Linked DNA regions of Homo sapiens: regions 1, 2 and 4 are each linked to region 3. The links are chromatin loops, found by intact Hi-C in ENCODE. Cell type or tissue: B cell. All regions are shown on one strand. Links, peaks and the distances in the headings refer to the core of each region. The heading gives the core; the rest is flanking DNA.

Region 1 (6,280 bases), core at 904-5,903, 190 kb after region 3:
TTCTGCTGTTTTCTCCTAACTTACTAAGGACAATGCATATATTTATTTTTTTAAGTCAATTTCTTAAATTTCCCAACACGTATACCTTAGCATAATTCTCCTCACCTCTCATAATCTTATTTTCTAATTTTTTAAAAATAAAATCTTACATTTATTATTTTAAAATCCAGATTCAAATTATATAGTTAAGCAACCAGTTTCATAATGATTGAGGCCAGGAGTTCAAGATCATACTGGGCAACATAGTGAGACCCCTGTCTCTACCAAAAAATAAAAATAAATTACCTGAACATGGTGGCACATGTCTGTAGTCCCAGCTAATCAGGAGGCTGAGATGGGAGGATTGCTTAAGCTCGGGAGGTTGAGGCTGAAGTGAGCCATGATGGAGACACTGCACTCTAGCCTGGGTGATGCAGTGAAACACTATTTCAAAAAAAAAAATAGCTTAAAAACAACATTTTTAGGTTAAAAGAGACTTGGGACACAGAAGAGTGAACAAAAGGGGAAAAACTCCCAGCCATAATGAAGCATAAACATTGTATTAAAAACCCTTTGAAAAAGAAGAAATTTGCTTACATAATTTTTTTTAAAGAAAGGTCTGCAGGAAAAAGAAAAAAATGACATTTAAAATTATTGGACAGATTTAAAGGAGCATTCAGAATTAATATATCACCTTAACTATATCAGATGTCAATATTGAGCAAAAGAAGCAAACAAGGAACTCAACAAAATGAGAAGAAAAAAAATAATAAAACTAAAGGCAGAAATCAATAAAAACGAACACAAATAGAATAAATATAATTTTTTTAGAGATTAATTGATCAAACGGGTGGCATGTAATACTCAGAAAATTATTTCTGTAATACTCAGAAAATTATTACTGTAATACAGAGTAACAATATAGAATGAAAAGGGAGAATTAATACTGATGCAACAAATAGCAAAAATAACAAAACAATATTGTGAACAGTAATATGAAAACTTACACAAAATGAATAAATTTCTGAAAGTGGCAAATTGGCCATAAAAATTTAAAAATTAAATAGGCCAATAAATTAGTAAGCAAGTAAATCAAAATCAAAGACTTGTTTTGCAAAATAAATAAATAAATAACAGACCTAGAGGATTGTTGAGGAATAGATCTATCTTATTCATGTTCAAAAGGGAGAATTATAAAATTACTAAGATCTTTCTTTGAGGCTAGTGTTATTTTAATTTTAAAGCCAGGAAAGGATAATCCAAGAAAATAAAATTATAGTCCTCTTTTACTTATAAATATAAAGCAGAACAATTTCCAAAATGGCTTAACATTAGAAAACTGTCAGTATAATTTATTATATTAGTAAATTGCTATGAAAAATTCATGATTATCTCAACAAGTACCAATAAATTTTTTCTTAAGTTCAACAACATATTTATCATAAAAGCAAAGGAGATAAGAATAAGAAAATATTTCCTAACCTTATGCTTAGTGATCAAACTGCAGTAAATGTCATATTCAACTGTAAGGAAATTTTAGACATGGTCTTTTAAATCGGAAACAAGAAAAAGATAACTGTTATTGCAGGTATTAAATATAAAAAGAGGTGTCGATTGGAAAGAAAGAAGCAAAACTGTCATTAGTTGTAAGAGAGAGAATCAACTTCATGAAAAACAATCAAAATCAACAGAAAAACTTAAATACAGAGTTTAGCACAGTTTCCAAATATTGGTTAACTTAAAAAATCCAAAAATGTTCCTAAACCACTAATAATAACCAGCTAGAAATTTTTTAAAATATCATTAATTATAGTGAATAAATTAAAAGTACCAAAGAATTAACCTAGCAAAAATTACACCTACATTGAGAAAATTGTAAAGCCTTCCTAAAAGACATTTAGAAAGACTTGAATAAATGGATAATATATTTATGGCTGAAGGAAATTCCACTATAAAGACATCAATGCCCCAAACTCAAACTTATTAACAACTTATAGTTTGACTTAACATTGTTAAATCCATCTACTTTTTATCCACAAAAAGTGGACTTTTGGTTTTCCATTAAATACTTCTGTTCCCCTAACAGTATAACTGAAAAATGTAATAGAGTGATGCCAAACAGGGAGAAGTAATCTATATCTAGTATGTAAAGGATCTAAGATATAAAAAATTTCTGGCTGGGTGCGGTGGCTCACCCCTGTAATTCCAGCACTTTGGGAGGCCGAGGCAGGAGGATCATTTGAGGTCAGGAGTTCGAAACCAGCTTAGCCAACATGGTGAAACCCTGTCTCTACTAAAAATACAAAAAGGGGCGCTGTGGCTCACGCCTGTAATCCCAGCACTTTGGGAGGCCAAAGCAGGTGGATCACCTGAGGTCAGGAGTTCAAGACCAGCCTCAAAATATGATGAAACCCCTTCTCTACTAAAAAATAACAAAAATTAGCTGGGCGTGGTGGTGGACACCTGCAATCCTAGTGACTTGGGAGGCTGAGGCAGGAGAATCACTTGAACCCAGGAGGCGGAGGTTGCAGTGAGCCGAGATCTCACCATTGCACTCCAGCCTGGGCAACAAGAGTGAAACTCCGTCTCAAAAAAAAAGAAAATACAAAAAATTAGCTGGGCATGGTGGTGGGCACCTGTAATCCCAGCTACCTGGGAGGCTGAGGCAGGAGAATCACTTGAGCCCCAGAAGTGGAGGTTGCAGTGAGCTGAGATCGCAGCATTGCACTCCAGCTCTGGGTGACAGAGCAAGACTCCGTCTCAAAAAAAAAAAAAAAAATTTGCAAATATAAACAGCCAACCAGACATTACTTGAAGATGTAGACAAGAACTTTACAGAAGGGGAAACTTGAATGGCTAACAAATATATGAATACATGCTCATACTTATTAATAATCTGAAAAAATGCAAATCAAAGCAGTCATTCAATTGGTGATGATGGGAGGGGATCTGAATCAGGGAATAAATAGAAATATTCAAAGACATTAATATTAATATAACCTCATTAGAAACCAATAATTCATGAAATTTGATTATATATTTAACCAAATCATTGTTTTCATTTATTTCTAAAATAATTGTTGCTACCAAATGCATGATTTAATTTGGAAGGTTAAATCTTAAATTTGAAGTGTACAAAATAACAGTAACAAATTCACAAACCTTCCAATTTACCTGTATGTGAGAAGAGAATGGCTCATTGCATTCTCCATGTGAGGCTGTCTCAAATGAAGTATTGGTTCACACATACTCTGTGACCTAGAGATACAGCGACATTAATGTATCCATAAGAGGAATACAGCCCAAACACTCCCCCTCATGGCAGTACATTGTAAGAGTATGCTACGAGTAAAAAATTGGGAGATTCAGACTCAAATTCTCTTGAGATTGACCAAAGTATATTTTCAAATGCTTAGTTGGGCATAAAAATACTCCAATTACAGAACTTGCAGATTATTTCCACTCTATAATAGTGAGAGTCATAACCTATGATTTGTCCCCTTGGAGAGTCTATTCATTATACTCTAAAATTTAAACCACTGGTCCTTATATGTTCCATATATTTCAGATTCATATATAGAGATAATTAACCTATTCCTTTGGATGTAAAATAGGCGTTTCAAAATTAACATGTTCAAAATTGAACTCTGGATTCTCTTTCCATAGTTTATTCTTTCTCTGATCTTTCCCGTATTTGTAAAAGTTTTCTTCATCTAACACCAAAAAGCAAACAATCATCGGGACAATTCTTATATTTTGCTCTTTTACCACAGCTGTTCCTTCAGCAAATCTTGCTATCCTAAACTTGTCCTTAATCCCTCAGTCCCCTTTGCTGCTACTCTAGTCCAGGCCACCATCAACTCTCATCTTAACTACTGCAATAGTCTCTTTGAAAAATCTCCTTCCAGTCTCTACCTTTTTTTACCTCTCAATGAGCTTCCTCCCACCAGTTGTCTGTGGTCCATATTCTCTCGTGCAAAAACCTGTCCTCAGTAAAGACTCTTAAACTCAATTTACCATAAGTATTAATGATAACTAACAGCCTACCTTTGTAATATTCCAGAGTAAACTATCACTTTAAAAAAGATATACCCTTCACTGCGGGAATTACCAAGCATGTGGAAGAGTTTTTTCATAACAACTCTTTTCATGACGGATTTTGCCACAGCCCTTGGAATTTCTTTTTTTAATGATTGAAACTAACCCTGTTTCACTCACCCTCTTTTTCACAAACAGGTAACATCTTCTTTCTCAGAGTAATACAGAGGATAACGATGACAACACATGAAATAAATTAAAATGTTATGAGTGCACCTATAGGTAGACAAATAGAAGAACTAGATGTACCTGAAAAACACAAATCAGAAACGTTCTTTGTGACTATACTTCTTTTCTATACACTGTATTGCCCTCTTGATACCTTTAATCTGTAATGCTCTTTTGAGATGCCTTGCCTCTTTGACATTAAAATTAATACTATAATGAGATTTGCCATATTTTACTTTATTAAAAAAACTAACAAATATTCAAACTCCTACATGTTCTTCAAAGATATATAACATCTAATATAATCTTAACATTCTCAAGAATAAGAAAAAATAGGTAATCACCTAAATATTTATCACAGAAAAATGGTTAAGCAAAATATAATATAATGTAATAAATAATAAATTAATAAATAATTTTATTAAGAATTATATATAAATTTATAATTATATATATAAATAAGCTTAATAATAAAATATAATGTCACTTGCTGACTATATTACTAAAATGGAATTTCCAGAGTCTGGAATAAACTCAGAAAATAAATGTATAATAATAATAATAAATATTCAAGATGAATGTACTGAGTAATGCGATAAGCATTTTATAGGGACCATTTATTCACATTATCTGGGTAAGTGCAGTTATTAGGTACAGATGAGAAAACGCAGTCTCAGTGATGTTAAGAAAATCACTCAAAGATATACCATGATTAAGTGGAAAAAGTGAGAAACAAGTTTAATTTTCACTTGAGTGCCTACACTCAAGAAAAACAATTTTTCAGGCATCAACACTTTAAAAAATAGCTACTTTGACCAAAGTGTAACTAAATTGTGTTACTGACATGTGTTCGTTTAGCCCTCTGAATAAAATGTACATTTTTTTATCGCAATTTAAAATTAACAAAAAGCCATCACTATAATTGTCAATGATTCTTCTTAGATATGATATAAAAATGAACATATACACTTTATGTTGGCCCTTAAGTAAGTTTTTGCTAACGTTAACATGAAATATTTTGCATTTTGCATATTTAGGTCTTCTCACAGTAGGCTTTTTTTGTGTCCTCTTCCTAATTGCCAGACTGCTGTAATTTTCCTGCTTACAGTAACCTCTCACTCTTTTTAAATTTGCTGCTTTGAATTTTCATTACCATTGAAGGAAAAGAGAAATCTTTTTTAGTAGTTCTTCTCTGAAATGTTATTTAGAGAGTGCATGTGATCCGGTGTGCCATTTATTTTTGAGTGCTCAGACATCGTTTTGTCTCAGTTTCTAGATTTTACCAATAGTCTTTCTCAAGAAAATACTACATAGTCATTCTAAATAGGTGGAGGGGGATGAATGTGAAGAGTTTGGTGGTAAAATATGAACACATCCTTAAAGTCAACAACAACAATGCATAGAAAGAAAGCCTTATATAAGAATTTCAACAGAATTTGGGATTTATATTGCTAATATTTGTTACAAAACTAAGCAAGGAAGAATCATTTTCTTAGTTGATAACTTCTTTACTGACATTTGTATTTCAGTAAGAAGTAAAATTAACTGATATCTAGCTAGTAGATTGATGGAAGATACATAAGCTATTCAACTGGCATATTCCAATCTCATGAGCTGGGGAAGGCCTAGGCGAGTAGATCACCTGAGGTCAGGAGTTCAAGACCAGCCTGGCCAACATGGTGAAAATCTGTCTCTACTAAAAATACAAAAAATTAGCCAATTGTGGTGGCATGCACCTCTAATCCCAGCTACTCGGGAGGCTGAGGCAGGAGAATCACTTGAACCTGGGAGGCAGAGGTTGCACTGAGCCGAGATTGCCCCACTGTACTCCAGCCTGGGCAACAAGAGTGAAACTCCATCTCAAAAAAAAAAAAAAAAAAAAAAAAAAAAAAAAAAAAGAATATTTCTGATCATTTTCCTGTATATTCTGATTGTGAACTTCCTTACATGTCCTGCAGATAAATAAATCTTGTTTCATTTGCCCAAGTGATATACTGATATTCATCAGTCTGTTAGTCCATAGTTAATACTGAAA
Region 2 (6,280 bases), core at 693-5,692, 380 kb after region 3:
CAAAATTTCCTTGATTTAAAATATTTGTTATTTTAAATATACAAAACATTTTAGAAAATCTTAGAGTAAATTTTAGTCTTAAAGCCAGAAAATAAGTTTATAGCCATCTAGATATTTTGCATATTGCTCTTACAGCAATAATGGTTTGGTTCACTTTATGAAAAATAAAATGTATTAAAATATAGTTTAAATGCTGTTCTTGATCCAAGTATTGATTTTTGTCACTCATTGTACTTCACTCATCTCGGTAGCTCTCAGAGAATTATAATAGTGAGGAATGAAAACTGATTCAGACTGAATCAGGCAACTTAGCCCTGAGTGAAACTTTCAGTAATCACTTTATTCACCATTATACTCACAGCAACAAGCACAATGCCTAGTATGTAATTTTAGATAATAGTCTTAACAGTGAAGAATTAGTGCATGCTTTCTGTATGTTAGGCATACAACACATGCCATACAGTTATGATGAACTCATTTTGTAACAATCATATAAGGTAAGTACAATTATTCCCAATTTATGAATGAGTAAACTGAAAATCTTACAACTAGGAAGAGGCAGAGCAGAGATTTGAAAACAAGTTATAACACATATCCCCCTAATATGGTAAGCCCTAAATAGATATCTGAAGAATTAATAAAAATTTAGCTTGCAGTGAGCTGAGATAGCACCACTGCAGTCTGGCCCGGGTGAAAGAGCAAGACTCCATCTCCAAAAAAAAAAAAATATATATTTAAAGATAAGTCTTCAGAGTCAGACTTCCACCTGGGGGTCTAGAAATCTGAATGCTATGCCAAATAACTGGTGGTGGGCACATTTTAGAAGCCAAGTATGGCAACTCCTGTCACAAAAGTGTCCTTGTGGAAAAGACAACTTGGTTTGTTTCTGTTGACAAAGTCAAATCAAACTGCTACCACTTCTCTCCAAAACTAACCTTAACCAGTTTTTTCCCAGTGATAATTACCTGACAGCTGTTAAGTGTTTAAGGAACCCCATTAATGAGTACCCCTCCTCTCCTGAGTTCTGAACCAACTGAAAATTATGATAAAGGGTTAAAGCAGATAGAGATTAAAACATTCACAAGCTCACCATTATTACTGATGGAGCTGACATTAGATAAGGTGGTTGCCTTCTTTTCCCTAGAACTGAAAAGATTGACTGCTGTAGGCATTTGTCATTAAGCTTAATGCATAGCTGAGAACAGTAGAAAATGCAAGATTTCTAAGAGTAAATTTACTCCAAAAAGTATCAAGAAGAAGGGGATTAACACAGAATGTCCAGGCTCTACTTCCAAATACATCAACCAAATAAACCACCGCACTTCAGTAGAACAAATGAGAAAATGAAGATGGGCAGCAATATAAAGGCAATGGAGATTTCAGCCCTTGATCTAGAGCAAGGACCTAGAGAGGGAAGAAGTGTTCTCCACCAACAGTAGCTGTTACTTACAGAGAGCCTAATGTTACTTACAGAGAGCCTAATGTGTCTTCTGATACGCTATTCTGAGTGCTTTTCCCTCATTAGCTTATGCAGTCATCATATGAATTTTGGGAGGTACTTACCATCATTAGTCCCATTTTGCCAAGGAAGTAATGGGGCTTAGAGCACACAAATAAATTGCTCAAAGTCACACAGCTAGGCATGATGACATGGATTTAAATCCTCCAAGCACAATCAGTGTAATGCTTTTTAAGTTATTTAGATTTTATCATGGAAATTTAAGCCATTGAAGAAGTATTGCATACACTCCATTATATTAGTTATTGTCAATGTCATGGACTAGGTTTGTGTACTGGATTGTAAACATCTCCCTGTGGGAAAAGGCCACTACACAAGACACTGGAATATAAAATCCTGGTACCATGCATGATGTATATAACCAGCCTCATCTTCAGGGCATGGTGGGTTGTGTGCCTAGGGCTCTGTTTTTACCTGAAAGAATGTAATGTACAGACTTTGGCTGAGGAAGGTTCTTAGAGCTCACTTTCATTTGGCTCTTCAGAGGAAAGCTGTTTATTTGCTTACAATGCCCAGAATATTGTCTGCTTTTAAAATTTTTATATAAAAGGCTTTCCTTGGTCTGTTGACCCTTGAATATTTTTGTAATTTAGCTTTATTCTTTAACTTTTATAATGCTTAAACCTGGTTTGTACTTTTTCTGCAGATATTTGACTTATCTTCCATGTTCTATATTAGTTTTACTAATGAAAAACAGGAAACTTTGCAAATGAAGAAACATTCTTCCCAAGGGTCATTTATTCTCAGAGAAGTGCTGTCCCACCCTCCTGGTGGTTACAGCTAGGAGAGCATTCCCAGTGAACTGAAAAAGTTCCCATTCTGTTTCTAGGCAATCATCTCTGGATTACCATGGCTCCTGCAAAGCCAATGGAGCTATGTGCTGAAATCTCTTCACCACAAAGCAAAAGTCTAACCCCAACGTTCACCTAGAGAGTTACTGAAACTCTGTTATCTCCTCTTTAAAACAAAATATTTTTTATATGGAATAGCAGCAATTAATAGTTACAGTTTTCAAACACACAACTATCTGACATTAGCTAGGACCACTAATCAGCTCATATTCTGTATCACAAAGTATATAGGTAGAAAGTTCTATTCAGGAAGATTCCTCAGTACTCTCTCACCATGCAGCCTTTGCCCTCTTTTAAAGGGAAGCAGAATAGGGAAGTCTTAACTAAGCTATTTGACTCCTGGTTCTGTAAGAAATCTTAAATAAACCACTTCTTTTCCCAAAATAAAATGCCCCAAAATAATTTTCTTTCTGTATAATTAGTTCTCCTAATTCCCTTCCCTCATTTCACCATTGCCAGAAAGTGACTGGGCTTGGGCTAGGGCTAGGGCTAGAATTATCCCATCTAGGCCTTTGAAACTGCAGGAGTATCTAGAATCACTCTTATCACTCACTCTTACCCTAAAGGTCTCTAACGTGCCTTGTGCTGAGGCCAGCCCAGATTGTGAAAACTGCGTAAGAACTGGGAAGCCTTGACACACTACATGCAAATATACTGCTCCTTATTGACACATTGGAGTGATGTAGACCAGGTTTCAAAGTCAAGCTAAGACGTCTTTCTATGAGTACTTATTAAATAGGACAACAAATAGATATATCCACACCCCGTTTGAACTTATATCTTAGCTCTGTCACTTCCTATTGGGATATCCTTGAGCAAGTCACTTGAGCCTGGTGTTCTCATCTACAACAAAGAGGAAATGGTATTTATTCCACAGAATTCTTACATGAAGAAATTAGAAATTGTATCTAAAGCATTTAACAGAATTACTGGATTATTAGAAAGCTCTCAACAAATACTTATTGTAATTATACTTTTCTATGATCTTCAAAGGATATAGCAAAACAGTCATTGGTCATTAATTCTTTACAGCAATGCCAAAGGATAGGAAAGTAAATTTAAAGATCTCAACCCAAACGTTCTCTGATTTCCCTATCATCTGCTTACAAATATCCAGGCTTTTATTTCCAATTCAACACATACGGTTTCTTACATGTGTTAGAAATGTAGTTTCTTACACGTGTTAGGCACTGGAGTTAAACACTGAGAAGAATAAAGAGTGAATCTATGATTCAAAGATTTGTTATCTGGGCTTCTTTGTGTGGGGGTGTGTTGCTCTACTCATTTACGGAGAGGAGATATATTATTTATAGTCCAGAGTCAGTTTTACAGCAGTAAATCTATTATAAATATCCTGCTCTTTCATGCTACTTTACACAAGTGATTGATAGCTAACACTTCCACAGCTCAGCTTCTCCATCTAGCGGCCTGAGTAAAACAGAAGCTTGAAAGCAATTCCTAACCTTCCCCTAAATTACAATGGGCAGATTGATTTCCAACTCACCCTACCATGGCTCTCTGGACTCAAAGACTCTTTTAGACAATAGTGGAACTAATTAAGCCACACATGGAGCAGCATCCAGGCTGTGTCTGCTCAGGCTGCCCCAACTAGGGTCTAGGATCTGTTCATTCATACTGGTGGGAAGTCAACAATAGCCCTACTCACTGGCTAAGCACCCTGTCCATGTGGTCTCTCTTTCACAATGCTAAGACATTCTGGTCCCCTGCTGCTAGCCTCTAGGTAGTGCAAAATGTGCTGAGGCCACTGAGGAAGGGGCACTTTTAGGTTAGATTGATTGTTTTTCTTTTTTTCTGAAGGTAATAGGGAAGAGAGAGGTTAGTTATAATAGTATACCAAGATTCCTTCCGACTCCCACACATACATACCTCTTTTTCTCGTACACAAAATGGCAGACCACTGGTTGTCATCCCAGATTTTCCATACACAAGGAAGAAGCATTCAATAATTTGGAACACATACTCTATTTTTTATTGTAATTATCCAGCCTGGGAAAGGAAATGGTTTTGAAAGAGGAGAATAGGAGAAACAGACAAGGGTACCCCCAGGTTTCTTAGATCTATATGCTGTGGAAACCTGATTTTCAATATAAGCTTTGTTAAGAATATTCTTTTTTACTTCAATGCTTCATTTAATTTATTGATGGGAGGGTTTTCCTGAATTTCAAATATTTACAGAATAAGAAAATTTACCACCCTAACATCTTTCCTAGAGTCAATTACATGAGGGATTCATGAAAAAAATTAATGGAGCTACTATTGGGGAAATAGAATTAAAAGCAAAATCTCCTGCTATTTCAGAAAACCTCACCACAAAAATAGAAGAGAAAGAAAACACTTTTATTTCTGAATATTCAACCAGAATGTAATGCACACCACAGGCAATCCCCTAAAGAGATTACTAAAACAGAAAGAAATCTTCCCCTTTTATATGCCAAGAAGATATCCTCCACTGCACACATTTTCTCAAGACAAACAATGACTAGTATTCACATAAGAGGACTTGACAGCACCATTTGTCACATAGCGTTTATCTGAAATTATTTTTGTAATATATTTGCTAATTGCCCTTAAAAACTAATTTCTCATTTCTTTTTGGTTGGAGGTAGATTTGCAATTTGGAGTCAGGTGTCAACTGAAGTTAGACTCCAGAAAATTGTATTCTGGAATACTTGAGCATGGAGACTGCACATGGACATTAGGGTGTGTGCTCTGAGATAAACGAAAGCTACAGTGAGAGAACATAACCAATCCCAAAGATAATTTCAAAGAACAATGACAGCAAAGGTTAGGTGGGAGTAGTATTTGACAATGCTTATTTGATATTGTCTCTCAGAGCTGCAAACTAGATTATACAAGTCATTAGCGTCAGATAGCTTTAAAGTTGTGACCTTCCTTTACATGAATTTTCTAGCCAGTTTCCTATCCTTTGCAAGAGGTAACAAAACATGAAACCCTAGAATGTGTGAGTTCAGGCATTAGGTATATAATAAGGAGGCTCTCTGTCCAGGGCTGCTTTCTGTCTTGCAGGGGCTAGTGAGTCTTGTGTGTTTTTATTTTATTCTCACATTTGTGTTTTTTTAGAAAAGTGAATGATCAATAATGGCTTATCTTTTATAATAAAATCTTCCATTTTTAATAAGGTGCTCCTGGAAATCCCTCACAGAGCCAAAAGGAAGTTTGGAGAGCAGCCATAAGGATAAGAATGATGTGAGATGAATCTGGGGTTGCACAGCTAGTACCCTAGTTTCTCTGAAATTGTTTCTTCTAAGCCCACTCCCCATCCTTCTCCTGCCTGTTTTAGATATGACCTTTACATTACTCAAGGACAAGCAATAAAATATTTTGCACTTTGTTTTATTTCTTTCAAGGAACTTCACAAGAGCAGTCCTGTATCTGCTTTTCTTACCATTGAACCTACAGTGCCCAGCACATAGTAGGCACTCGACACATACTTGTTAAAGGAATGAACAAACAGATGAGTGACCAAACTGGAAACAACCATCAAATACAAGGATAATACAAAAATCCATGATTCCTGTCCCGAGATTTCTTTCTTTTTTAACCTTTTGTCTGTTGAGATTCATTTATGTGCAGTGAAGTGCACCCTTATTAGTATACAGTTCTGTGAATTATGAGAAATGCATACAGTCATGTGGGCACTAACACAATCAAGATAAAGAACAACAACAAAAAATTTCCTCCTGTGCTTTGAAAGTCAACACCTCCCCCACCTTTTGCTCCTGGCAACACTAATATGTTTTCTGTTCCTGTGGTTTCACCTTATCTCTAATGTCACAGAAGGTAGGCTTTAAGTCTGGTCTCTTTCACTTAGTGTAATGCATTTGAGATTGATCCAAGTTATTGCATGTATTAATAGTCCACTCCTTTT
Region 3 (6,280 bases), core at 689-5,688:
GTTTTATTATACACTTGCATATCCATAAAATGGGAAATAGAAAAGAATAAAATGGGCACAGTATCCCTAAAGTTTCACATTCTGAGACATTTTAAAAATATTTGCTTTTTAGAAATTTGTGTCAATTAAACTGGTATACACATACAATGAAGTATTATTCAGCCTAAAAAGGACTAAAATCCTCTCCACTGCAGAAAAAATGGATGAGATTTCAGGTCTGTATATTAAGTGAAATAAGCCAGGAACAGAATGACAAATATTACATGTCCTCACTTACATGTAGGAACAAAAAAGAAAATCTTGGCCAGGTGTGGTGGCTCAGGCCTGTAATCCCAGCACTTTGGGAGGCCGAGTTGCACGGATCACTTGAGGCCAGGAGTTCGAGACCAGCCTGACCAACATGGTGAAACCCCGTCTCTACTAAAAACACAAAAAATTAGCCATGCGTGGTGACGCGTGCCTGTAGTCTCAGCTACTCGGGAGGCTGAGGCCCAAGAATCCCTTGAACTCTGGAGGCAGAGGTTGCAGTGAGCCCGGATTGTGCCTGTATACTCCAACCTGGGCAACAGAAAGAGACTCCATCACACACATACACACAAAAGGAATCTCAGGAAGGTGGAGAGTATAAAGGTGGTTAGCAGACGCTAGGAAGAAAAGGGGTGGGATAGGGAATGAAGAGAAGTGGATAATTGGGTCCCAAAATACAGAAAGATGGAATAAGTGAGTTGTAGTGTTTGCTAGTACAGCACGAAAATTTTAGTTCACAAGAATTTCTTGCATACTTCCAGATGCTTTGGTAAGAAGCTTCCTAACTTTCTCATTATGCTGGTTTTTAAGTTATTCTCTTTCTGCTCCTGAAATCATGCTGGTTTTTTGTTTTTGTTTTTTTGAGACAGAGTTTCACTCTTGTTGCCCAGGCTGGAGTGTAATGGTGCGATCTTGGCTCACTGCAACCTCTGCGTCCTGGGTTCAAGCGATTCTCCTGCCTCCACCTCCTGAGTAGCTGGGATTACAGGCATGCGCTAGCACGCCCAGTTAATGTTGTATTTTTAGTAGAGACGGGGGTTTCTCCCTGTCGGTCAGGCTGGTCTTGAACCCTTGACCTCAGGTGATCCACGCACCTCAGCCTCACAAAGTGCTGGGATTACAGGCGTGAGCAACCGTGCCCGGCCCATGCTGTATCCTTATCTGTTGTCTGTTGTTGTTTGTTTGTTTTTGAGCCCAGGAATAACTTCTCACCTATATGTTCAAATGATTTTTAACATGAGTGCTAAGAAAGTCCAGCAATCTCACTACTGGGTATTTATCCGGAGGAAAGAAAATCTATGTATCAGAGAGATTCCTGCACCTTCATGTTTATTGTAGCACTGTTAAAAATAGTCAAGATATGAAATGTCCATCAAAAGATGAATGGATAAGGTGGTGTATATACACAAAATGGAATTCTACTTGGCCATAAAAAAGAATGAAATCTTCTAATTTGTGGCAACATGGATGAACCTGGAGGGCATGTTAACTGAAATAAGATGGCTCAGAAGGATAAACACCACATGTTCTCACTCATATGTAGGAGCCAAAAAAACAAAAAAGAGCTCATAGAGAGTATAATTGTGGTTTTTAGAGTCTGGGAAGGGTAGTGGGGAAGGAAGAGTAGTGGGGAAGGAAGAGTAGTGGGGAGGAGAGGATACGGAGAAGTTCGTTAACAGATACGAAATTATAGCTAAAGAGGAGGAATAAGTTCTAGTGTTCTGTAGCACTGTAAGGGAAATATTGTGTATTTTTTAAAAAGCTAGAAGAGAGGATTTTTATTTTGAATGTTCACATCATAAATGTTTGAGATAATGAATATGCTTAATTACCCTGACTTGATCATTACACATTGTATACATATATTGAAATACTACTATATATCCCATAAATATGTAGTTATCACATGGCAAAGAAAGAAAAACAATGAAATATTAATAGGCAATTTACAGAAACCCAAAAGTCCAACGAGTGTGTAAAGATACTCAAACTTATCAGAGAGATATGTATTAAAACAATAAGATGCCTCTTTATCTAGTGAAAAATTAGGCTGGATAGTTATTAGCATTCAAAGAAATGTGAAGGTAGAGGAACTCTTGTGCACTGCTGATAGGGTATAGACCAGCACAGCCATTTTAGGGAGTAACCTGGCAGTATCGAATCCAATTGAGTATACCTCACTCCTGAGTTTATACCACAAAAGAATACATGCAGAGGACCTTAAAGGATTGTATAGGAGGATGCTCACTGCTGTGTTGGTTGTGGTGGCGGGAGTTGGAAGTAATCTGGTCTCTTACTACTGATAGACTTACAAAGGATTATGCAGCAATTAGAAAGAGATACACGTGAAACAACATGAATAGATCTTAAATATAGATCTGAATTTTTAAAAGTTATTTGTAGTTAGCTCTACCATTTTTATTTGGTTACCTATATGGCAACATAAATATAATATCTAAACCCAAACTCCTGGTTTTATATCTGCTGCCAAAAAAGTAACTGCCACAACTGAACTAACAATTAAAACCCTTGCTCCTCTAATAATCTTTCTCATCTCAGTTAATGCCACTACTCTCCTCAAAATTTGTCCTGAGCCAAAAATTTTAGGAGCCATCTTTTGTTCCTCTTTCTCTCTACACTCACTCCACTAACACATATCCCAGCTCTCAGGAACAAGCTCTGTCCTCTCTACCTCCAAAATACATCCTGGTGCATAGGATTTTCTGCCCTGAAGTAGCACCTCATGTGATTCCAATGCAGGAGTTTCCTGAATCACACTTTGAGAAACTCTGAAAACATGCTCTCCTGCTCTGTTGAGGAGTAAGCTTTTCCTTTTTGGTAATTTTAGGAAGATAATAATTTTTGGCTTTTTAGAATAAAGATCGTTGTGATTCCATTGTTAATAATCAGTGAATCAAAAGATCCCAACTAGTAATATCATTCCAGTTTTATCACCAACACAGCTGACAGATTGAAAGTTTAATGAACAGCAAGTAATTAAGGCCTAGGCTTTAGAACCAATATTTAATTCCCGGGTCTCTTACTTTTAGTTGTGTAACCTTGGTTTGTTTATTTACCTCTGAACCCCCAGGTTCCACATCTACAAAATGAGAGAGCATTATCTAGCCATAGAGTTGTTAGGAGGATTTGGATGTAAAGCATGTGGCACAGTGCTTGACCTCAACATGGCTGCTGCTAAAATGACAATAATGATAATAATCACTATTGCTGTGACTACTACCACTACTAGAACTTCTAGTTTTGAGGCCACAGATACTAAGAACATCCAGCAGAGGGCAATGGAACAGCACAAGATTTAAGTTAGTATATGAGCCTACTGGAGATGTGTCACATTTACCAAGCATTATTTCTACTTTTATATTTCTTATTTTAATGGAAAGAAGAGATGGATGTTATTGATGGACCTCTTTTATATTTGAGATTCTCACTTCCCCAATTATTGAAGAATGATGGTACATCTATATCTATACAATCCTCGCTTAGAACTTGCAATCTCAATCTCCTAATGTATTAGTCTGTTTTCACGCTGCTGATAAAGACATACCCGAGACTGGGTAATTTATAAAGAAAAAGAGGTTTAATGGACTCACAGTTCCACATGGGTGGGGAGGCCTCACAATCATCACAGAAGGAGAAAAGGTATGTCTTACATGGCAGCAAGCAAGGAAGAAATGAGAGCCAAGCAAAAGGGGAAACTCCCTATAAAAATCATCAGAACTTGTGAGACTTAGTCACTATCACAAGAACAGTATGGGGCAAACTGTCCCCACGATTCAATTACCTCCTACCTGGTCCCTCCCACACATGTGGGAATTATGGGAGCTACTATTCAAGATGAGATTTGGGTGGGGACACAAACCATATCACCTAACATCTTTCAAATTTTTTAAATTTAAAAAAAATTTTTATAGAGACAGGGTCTTCTATGTTGCCCAGGCTGATCTAGAACTCCTGGGCTCAAGTGATCCTCTCACCTCAGCCTCCCAAAGTGTTGGGATTACAGGTATGGGCCACTGCACCTGGCCCTCCTAACAGCTTTGTCCCTTACCCCAATGTCCCCCTTTCTAAATAATGAGAGGAGTGGAATAAATATTTGGTTTTTAAGTCCTGTACCCAAGAGCCATTGGTGCTGTTGAGCTGCATCAGGGCTGTCAGGGATAAGTAGGAAGGCTCCACTTCTCTCCCCACCACTGTCTACCAAAGTAACTCAGCATTTATCTGTTTGATACATTGGATTTTCTCATAAGATTTTATTTTGGAAAAAAAAAAAGTTAAAAAATAGATGCTCACAAATGCCCCTTCTGCCTCTATCCAAAGAATCTAGTTTGCTGGGGCCTTTGTTGTTGTTTTAACAAATAATAGTATTTCTTATCTAGCATTTTTTAACATTTGGCCAGTTCATCAGTTGCAAAATCAGTTATTGTGTCTTTCTTAATATGAAATGATGGAATACAATCAAACAAGTAAAAATATCAACATACATTAGCAAGAAAAAATTTTGTTCTTTGTTCCAGCTATGTCTGTCTATGCATACTGGGTAGAGTGGTAAAATTAATTTCATATTGTAGATTGTGAAAAATTTGAAATTTTGAAAGCCACTGCTATATATATATTGAAAATTTGAAAGCCACTGCTATATATATTGATACAGTTTTTGCTTTTATCACTGTATTAATCTGCTAAGGCTGCAATAACAAACTACCACAGATTGAACAGAATGGCTTAAACAACAGAAATTTATTTTCTCACATTTCTTGGGGCTAGAGTATAAGAAGATGTTAGCATGGTTGTTTCCTCTGAGGCCTCTCTCTTTGGCTTGTAGGTGGTTGTCTTCATGTTCACATGGTGTTCTTCCTGTATGCATATTGTTAAAGAAAAAAATTATTTTATAATGCTTGTTGATGGGCATTTGGGTTGATTCCATGTCTTTGCTGTTTGTGAATAGTGCTGCAATGAACATATATGTGCATGTATCTTTATAATTGAATGATTTATATTCCTTTGGGTATATACCCAGTAATGGAATTGCTGGGTCAAATGGTATTTCTGGTTCTATGTCCTTGAGAAATCACCACACTGTCTTCCATAATGGTTGTTCTAATTTACATTCCTACCAACAGTGTAAAACTGTTCTTATTTCTCCACAGCCTCACCAGCATCTGTTGTTTTTTGACTTTTTAGTAATCACCATTCTGACTGGTGTGAGATGGTATCTCATTGCGGTTTTGATTTGCATTTCTCTAATGATCAGGGATGTTGAGCTTTTTTTCATATGTTTGTTGGCTGTACTTCTTTTGAGAAGTATCTGTTCATGTCCTTTGCCCACTTTTTAATGGGGTTTTTTTTTTCTTGTAAATTTGTTTAAGTTCTTTGTATACTCTGGATATTAGACCTTTGTCAGATGGATAGATTGAAAATGTGGTACATATACATCATGGGATACTATGCAGCCATAAAAAGGAACAAGATCATGTCCTTTGCAGGAACATGGTTGGATCTGGAAGCCATTATCCTCAGCAAACTAACACAGGAACAGAAAACCAAAGGCCACATGTTCTCACTTATAAGTGGGAGGTGAACAGTGAGAACACATGGACACAGGGAGGGGAACAACACACCCTGGGGCCTGTCGGTGGGGGTTGGGGGAGGGAGAGCATCAAGAAAAGTAGTTAGTGTATACTGAGCTTAATACCTAGGTGATGGGTTAATAGGTGCAGCAAACCACCATGGCACATGTTTACCTGTGTTTACTTATGTAACAAACCTGCACATCCTGCAGGTTATGTACCCTGGAATGTAAAATAAAATAAAAAACTAAAGTTCAGATCTTGAAATTGTAAAACAGAGAACATAAAGCAAACACACTTAATATGTTACAAAGAAAATGAGAAATGCAAAAATAATAATAATAATAATACTTATTAAAGCACAGTGAAGAAGACTTTATTCAGGACCATTGCAATAGGTATAGGTAACACCACAATGAGATTTTGCAGCCTGGGAGAAAGATTGGACTTAATTCCAAACACAGCATGGGCAAGTGGGAATTTATAGCCAAGGAGCAGGGTGGGGGTCAATGGATGGAAAATTACTAAAAGGAAACATCAGGGGTGAGGAAGATTTCAGCTAAACCAACTTCACAGGATTCTTGCTAAAAACAGAACAAGGTGATTTATTACCTGTGGGATAGTGGAGGATGAGGAACTTGATCAGATGTCACGGTTGATCAGCT
Region 4 (6,280 bases), core at 531-5,530, 55 kb after region 3:
GTATCACAGGATCTTTGTTGATATATTGAGGACTAAAGGCTATTTTTCAGTTCACTTGACAGTCTTCTTTAGTGTGCCACCTACTGACCTCAACCAGGCTCTTTTCAGTGGAGTTGGGAGTACTTTTTATCTTAGCCAAGCAGCCTCTGCCTCTTTCAGTCGCTCAGCCTTACTGTTATTTTTGGGCAGCCACCACATCAGAGGGTGGCACTGTATCAGGAATTCTTACATAGCTTCTCAGGGTAAAGCCAGACATGCTTGCATGATAGAGCTCTGCCAAGGAAATCTGCCATAGACATCCTACTGCACACATCACAATGAGGATGACAAAGGACCAGACAAAGTATGTTGACTTTCAAAGACAGTGGACTTGATACCTTAAAGGAGTTAGGCCAGATGTCAAGAACGGAAATCGATGGGCAAAACTTGAATTTAAAAAACTGAAATAGCCCCTAGAATGAACACATCTTCTTTGTCAGGTGAACCTTTGTATAGGTAGGAGCGGCTAATAAATAACTGAAGAGTGAGAAAACATCAGGACTAATTTTACTTTTTGTTTTTACAAATTCACCTCTTTCTTAGAAGCTCTAAGATATTTGGCTATATTTGAAACGGTAAGAATTTTCTTGCCGGGAGTGGTGGCTCACGTCTATAATCCTCGCACTTTGGGAGGCCGAGGCGGGCGGATCACGAGGTCAGGAGATCGAGACCATCCTGGCTAAAATGGTGAAACCCCGTCTCTACTAAAAATACAAAAAAAAATTAGCCGGGCGAGGTGGCGGGCGCCTGTAGTCCCAGCTACTCGGGAGGCTGAGGCAGGAGAATGGCGTGAAGCCGGGAGGCGGAGCTTGCGGTGAGCCGAGATCGCACCACTGCACTCCAGCCTGGGCTATAGGCAAGACTCCGTCTCAAAAAAAAAAAAAAAAAAGAAGAATTTTCTTTTGATAGGAATAACAACTGGAATACTGTTTTGGAACTTTTTCTAAGCTTTATCTTTCCAAAACTGACATCAATTTTTTAATTTAAGGTCTCAAATTATAATAATATATCTTGGCTAACTCATAATATTTATTGTTTCTGCCCTCTTAGGGGGTATTTGTTCTGCTTTATCCTTAATCTTTTTATTCTAAACTGCATTAAATACTATTCATCATGTTATAAACTGCCTGAAGTTTTCATAGGATATTTTTTGCTTTTTCCATCAATTTGGGCTATGCTTTTTATCTTGAAGGGGGATTAAAAAATGTTCTGTGACCTCAAAAGTGACCAGTAATAAAGCACAAAATAACTATTTAGGGGTGACATAGTGATTCTCAAGCCTTTCATCCTTTAATAATTGAAATTTAGCTGAAAGTGTAGATGTCAGCAGAGTATGTGAGGAACAGTAGATTATTTCTCACAATGGACATGACTCCATTTAAGCTTTTCATTCATAGTTTGCTAATGAATATGCACTACCATGGCCGTAAGTGTCACTTAAAACCATCTTTTTTTCTATTGTAGGTTGATGCTCACCTTAAGAGTGAGCAAACAGAAGCAAGCACCAGGCAAAATTCCCAAGTACTGCTATCAGAAACTGGAATTTATGATAATGACCCTGACCTTTGTTTCAGGATGCAGGAAGGGTCTGAAGTTTATTCTAATCCATGCCTGGAAGAAAACAAACCAGGCATTGTTTATGCTTCCCTGAACCATTCTGTCATTGGACCGAACTCAAGACTGGCAAGAAATGTAAAAGAAGCACCAACAGAATATGCATCCATATGTGTGAGGAGTTAAGTCTGTTTCTGACTCCAACAGGGACCATTGAATGATCAGCATGTTGACATCATTGTCTGGGCTCAACAGGATGTCAAATAATATTTCTCAATTTGAGAATTTTTACTTTAGAAATGTTCATGTTAGTGCTTGGGTCTTAAGGGTCCATAGGATAAATGATTAAAATTTCTCTCAGAAACTTATTTGGGAGCTTTTTATATTATAGCCTTGAATAACAAAATCTCTCCAAAACTGGTTGACATCATGAGTAGCAGAATAGTAGAACGTTTAAACTTAGCTACATTTTACCCAATATACAAACTCGATCTTGCCTTTGAAGCTATTGGAAAGACTTGTAGGGAAAAGAGGTTTGTGTTACCTGCATCAGTTCACTACACACTCTTGAAAACAAAATGTCCCAATTTGACTAACCAACCATAAATACAGTAATGATTGTATATTTCAAGTCAGTCTTCCAAAATAAGAAATTTTTGCTGTGTCAGTCTAAGAATGGTGTTTCTTAAATGCAAAGGAGAAATCATTTTAGGCTTGATGTAAGAAAATGAAAATAATAAATGGTGCAATAAAAATATAGAATATACCAATTGGATATAGGGTAGATGTTCCACATACCTGGCAAACAAATGCTTATATCTACTCTGTTAGATTGATAAGCAAATATAGGTATTAATGGAGCAGTCAACGTATAGCACATTTATGAGGAAAGTAGAGACTCACTGGGTCACATAGACTAATGGATAGGAATGTGACATAATGCTGCTGAATTAATATACTTATGGGCATCTGAATAGTTTAAAAGTTAGTCAGAATAGGTATCACTGGGCAAGTGAAGATAGCTTAAACTGCTTCATGCTTGACTTGATAGCAAGTTAAAGTGCAATTAATGGAATGGAGGAAAACCCAGAATATTTAATTGGTCTGTAGGGGTCAATTTGCTTTCATTCACCACATCTGCATCTTGCTGTTCTTCTTACTAAGGAATCAGGGCAAATCATCTGTAGTGACATATTTTAGTTTGCTAATCATTTATTTTAAAATACTGAGGTTGCAGCCACTTAAGAGTATAGCAAAAGATGGATTCAGATTTTTGGACTTTCCAAAGTACTTGAGTTAAACTATTTCAAAAATAGCCTATAATTTTATTCAACAGTTTGAGGCTATTCGAATTCTCAGGTGCTGCTACTGAATAATGTAATAGTCTTCATACAAAGTGGATAGCAAAGGTTAAAATCCATTTCAACAAATATGTGAGCTGAGCTGCTGCACAAAGGAATGTGATGTGTGTGTGTGTGTGTGTGTGTGTGTGTGTTAGGTGGGGTGGGTGACAACAGAAATGGTGCACGAGAAACTGATCAAATTGACATTATATTTTCAGTTTGCTTATGAAGCTCAAAATACTAGAGTAAATGGGTCATTAAAGAAAATAATATGTGAAATTATGGAGTTTAGAATACAAGTGGGGTATATATACAAAAAGACAAAACTGAGGTTTTGTGGTGGAGAGATTTTCTTAAGTAACACTGGCATTAAGTTTTAGCTCCTTAGATTTGGGGGTGCAAATATTCTTTTGAGTCACTGTTATTTTGCCAATTACACCTAGAATTTCAAGCAACCAATTCGAGATAGGCTGTTTTAGCCAGGCTGCATTTGTGGACAACTTATGTAAGAAAGACATGTTAGAATAGCTGCTTGTGGTATTCTTAAAAATAGAAACAGGAAATATGGGGAGGATACATTTAGCTGTCCTCTTATCAGATGAACACACGAAATTGAACAGTTCCTTCATGATTCTCTCAAACTTAAAAGCAAAATATTTCTGTCTTATTTAAAATATCCTTAGTATGTCTTATAGTAAAGATAATGCTGATAATGATTTCATCTCTAAGATGTATTAATATATTTGTACTGTTTGCCAAAATCACAAATCATTTATGTTTTTATTCCTTTTCAAAATGGTGTCAGAGACATACATGCATTTTCCCAAATGACTCTACTTCACTATTATTTACATGGCTTATTTCATTAGTTTATAGAGGGTTTGAGAAAAAGAATATGTAGATAATTTAATGGTTTTTCACAAATTTTAAGCTTGTGATTGTGCTCAATGAGAAGGTAAAGTTATTAAAACTTATTTGAAATCAATTTGGCATCTGATTTTGTACCCCAAAATGTGTGGACATGAATAGAATACTGATTCTTAAACCCCCTGACACATAAAAGCGACCCGAATAACTTGCTAAACTGCAGACTATTAACTTGCAGCACTAAGAAATTCTGATTCAGGAGGTCTAGAAAATGGCTCTTTAATCATCATCTTTAAAAGACATGCCAACCAATTTTAATATGTTTCCCAGTGTCCACAATTTGAGAAAACTAGTAGAGGCTAGGTTTGGTATATGTGGTTTATTTGATCAGTTTTGTGCACCAACCAAAACTATCTAGTCCCCAGAATGAATTCTCTGGCGCGATCATATCTATTTTGCTAAATATATAAACTTTTTTCAGAGCACTTTTAGGTTCAGCAAAGCTAAGCGGTGAGCATTGAGAGTTTCTATACCGTCTTCCCCCACACATGCACAGTTTCTCCCATCATCAACATCCTGTACTTCAGTGGTGCCTTTGTTACAATCAGTAACTAGAATTGACATGTCATTATCAACCAAAGTTCATGGGTTACATGAGGGTTCACACTTGCAGTTCTTTGGGTTTTGACATGTATAATGACTTGTATCCACCATTATAGTGATTTACAGAATAGTTTCACTGTCCTAAAAATCCTCTGTGCTCTACTCATTTATCACTCCCTCCAAGCCCCTGACAACCACTGCCTCTATTGCTTTGCCTTTTCCAGAGTGCCGTACAGTTGGCATCATGCCCCATGTAGCCTTTTCAGATTTGCTTCTTTCACTTAGTAATATGCATTTAAGTTTCCCCCATGTCTTATCATGGCTTGATAGTTCATTTCTTTTTAATGGTGAATAATATTCCACTGTCAGAATGTACCACAGTTTATCTGTTCATCTACTGAAGGACATTTTTGTTGCTTCCAAGTTTTGACAATTATGAATAAAACTGCTCTAAACATTTGTGTGCAGGGTTTTAGAAAAACTTCAATTTGAAATTCAGGGGTACATGGGCAGATTTGTTATACAGGTAAACCAGTGTCATGGAAAGTTTGTTGTATAGATTATTTTATCACCCAAGTATTAAGCCTATTAGTACCCATTAGTTATTTTATCTGATCTTCTCCCTCCTCCCACTCTCCACCCTCTAGTGGGCCTTAATGTCTGTTGTTCCCCTCTATATTTCCATGTGTTCTCATCATTTAGCTCCCACTTATTTTTTTTTTAATTTTTTATTTTTTTTTTTGAGACGGAGTCTCGCTCTGTCCCCCAGGCTGGAGTGCAGTGGCGTGATCTCGGCTCACTGCAAGCTCTGCCTCCCGGGTTCACGCCATTCTCCTGCCTCAGCCTCCCGAGTAGCTGGGACTACAGGCACCCGCCACCACGCTTGGCTAATTTTCTAATTTTTTTTTGTATTTTTTAGTAGAGACGGGGTTTCACCCTGTTAGCCAGGATGGTCTCGATCTCCTGACCTTGTGATCCGCCCACCTTGGCCTCCCAAAGTGCTGGGATTACAGGCTTGAGCCACTGCGCCCGGCCATTTAGCTCCCACTTATAAGTGAGAACATGCAATAGTCTTTAGTTTGCTAAGGGTAATGGCTTCTAGTTCCATCGATGTTCCTGAAAAGGACATGATCTCATTCTTTTTCATGGCTGCATAGTGTTTCATGGTGTATATGTACCACATTTTCTTTATCCAGTCTTCCATTAATGGACATTTGGTTGATTCCATGCTTTGCTATTGTGAGTAGTGCTACAGTGAACATAAGCATGTATTTGTCTTTAAAACAGAACAATTTATATTCCTTTGGATATATACCCAGTAATGGGATTGCTGGGTCAAATGGTAGTTCTGTTTTCAGCTCTTTGAGGAATTGCCACACTGCTTTCCACAATGGTTAAACTAATTTACACTCTCACCAACAGTGTATAAGTGTTCCCTTTTCTTCGCAACCTCACCAGTGTCTTATTTTTTGACTTTTTAATAGTAGCCATTCTGACAGGTGTGAGACAGCATTGTTATGGTTATGACTCACATTTCAATTTTCAACTCCTTTGGGTAAATACCAAGGAGGATGATGGCTGGATTGTATGGTAAGAGTATGTTGAGTTTTGTAAGAAATTGTCAAAATATCTTCCAAAGTAACTGTACCATTTTGTATTTTCACCGGCAATAAATGAGACTTACTGTTATTTCACATCCTAACCAGCATTTAGTGTTGTCAGTGTTTTGGAATTTTGCCATTCGAATAGGTGTGTAGTGGTATCTCATTATTTTAATTTGGAATTCCCTAATGACATACACTGTTGTGCATCTTTTCATATAGTTATTTGTAATCCATGTATCCTCTTTAGTGAGGTGTCTGTTCAGATCTTTT

The links. A loop is a pair of places that touch in the nucleus more often than their neighbours do. Peaks named below come from ENCODE experiments on the same cell type or tissue, not always from the same donor. Only the 100,000 strongest peaks of a DNase experiment are listed, where the experiment ranks them.
Region 1: a loop joins it to region 3, with 14 times the contacts of the local background. A loop is called at or near these places in 88 of 110 quality-filtered maps.
Region 2: it touches region 3 in a loop (7-fold over the local background); 40 of 110 quality-filtered maps call a loop at or near these places.
Region 4: a loop joins it to region 3, with 4 times the contacts of the local background. A loop is called at or near these places in 7 of 110 quality-filtered maps.

Annotation. Positions count from the first base shown.
Region 1 is chr3:112,324,568-112,330,847 of GRCh38, reverse strand. LOC105374042 (a long non-coding RNA gene) reads right to left here. Exons shown (of 5, transcript NR_147411.1): 2 at 4,198-4,326; 3 at 3,154-3,237; 4 at 1,462-1,502. Among named protein-coding and RNA genes, the nearest start is that of CD200, 5.4 kb to the left of the region's middle. In B cell, for the core only: CTCF peaks have their summits at 3,089 and 3,288; a DNase peak (open chromatin) is centred at 3,277.
Region 2 is chr3:112,134,809-112,141,088 of GRCh38, reverse strand. It overlaps SLC9C1 (solute carrier family 9 member C1), which reads left to right. Exons shown (of 29, transcript NM_183061.3): 29 at 1-191. It overlaps TBILA (TGF-beta induced lncRNA), which reads right to left. Exons shown (of 1, transcript NR_157393.1): 1 at 5,730-6,280. It also overlaps a transcript of C3orf52 not described here. Among named protein-coding and RNA genes, the nearest start is that of TBILA, 4.5 kb to the right of the region's middle. RefSeq lists enhancers at 3,483-4,001, 4,002-4,521. In B cell, for the core only: CTCF peaks have their summits at 3,602 and 3,802 (motif pointing left); DNase peaks (open chromatin) are centred at 3,788 and 4,838; H3K27ac peaks cover 46 bases.
Region 3 is chr3:112,516,630-112,522,909 of GRCh38, reverse strand. No RefSeq gene overlaps it. Among named protein-coding and RNA genes, the nearest start is that of BTLA, 20 kb to the right of the region's middle. RefSeq lists an enhancer at 482-982. In B cell, for the core only: CTCF peaks have their summits at 3,115 and 3,319 (motif pointing right); DNase peaks (open chromatin) are centred at 3,329 and 3,729; H3K4me3 peaks cover 260 bases; H3K27ac peaks cover 1,795 bases.
Region 4 is chr3:112,461,607-112,467,886 of GRCh38, reverse strand. It overlaps BTLA (B and T lymphocyte associated), which reads left to right. Exons shown (of 5, transcript NM_181780.4): 5 at 1,504-3,921. The coding sequence ends at 1,779. Among named protein-coding and RNA genes, the nearest start is that of BTLA, 35 kb to the left of the region's middle. RefSeq lists enhancers at 1,280-1,795, 4,233-4,372. In B cell, for the core only: no CTCF peak of the experiment used is centred there; a DNase peak (open chromatin) is centred at 3,436; H3K4me3 peaks cover 1,822 bases; H3K27ac peaks cover 5,000 bases.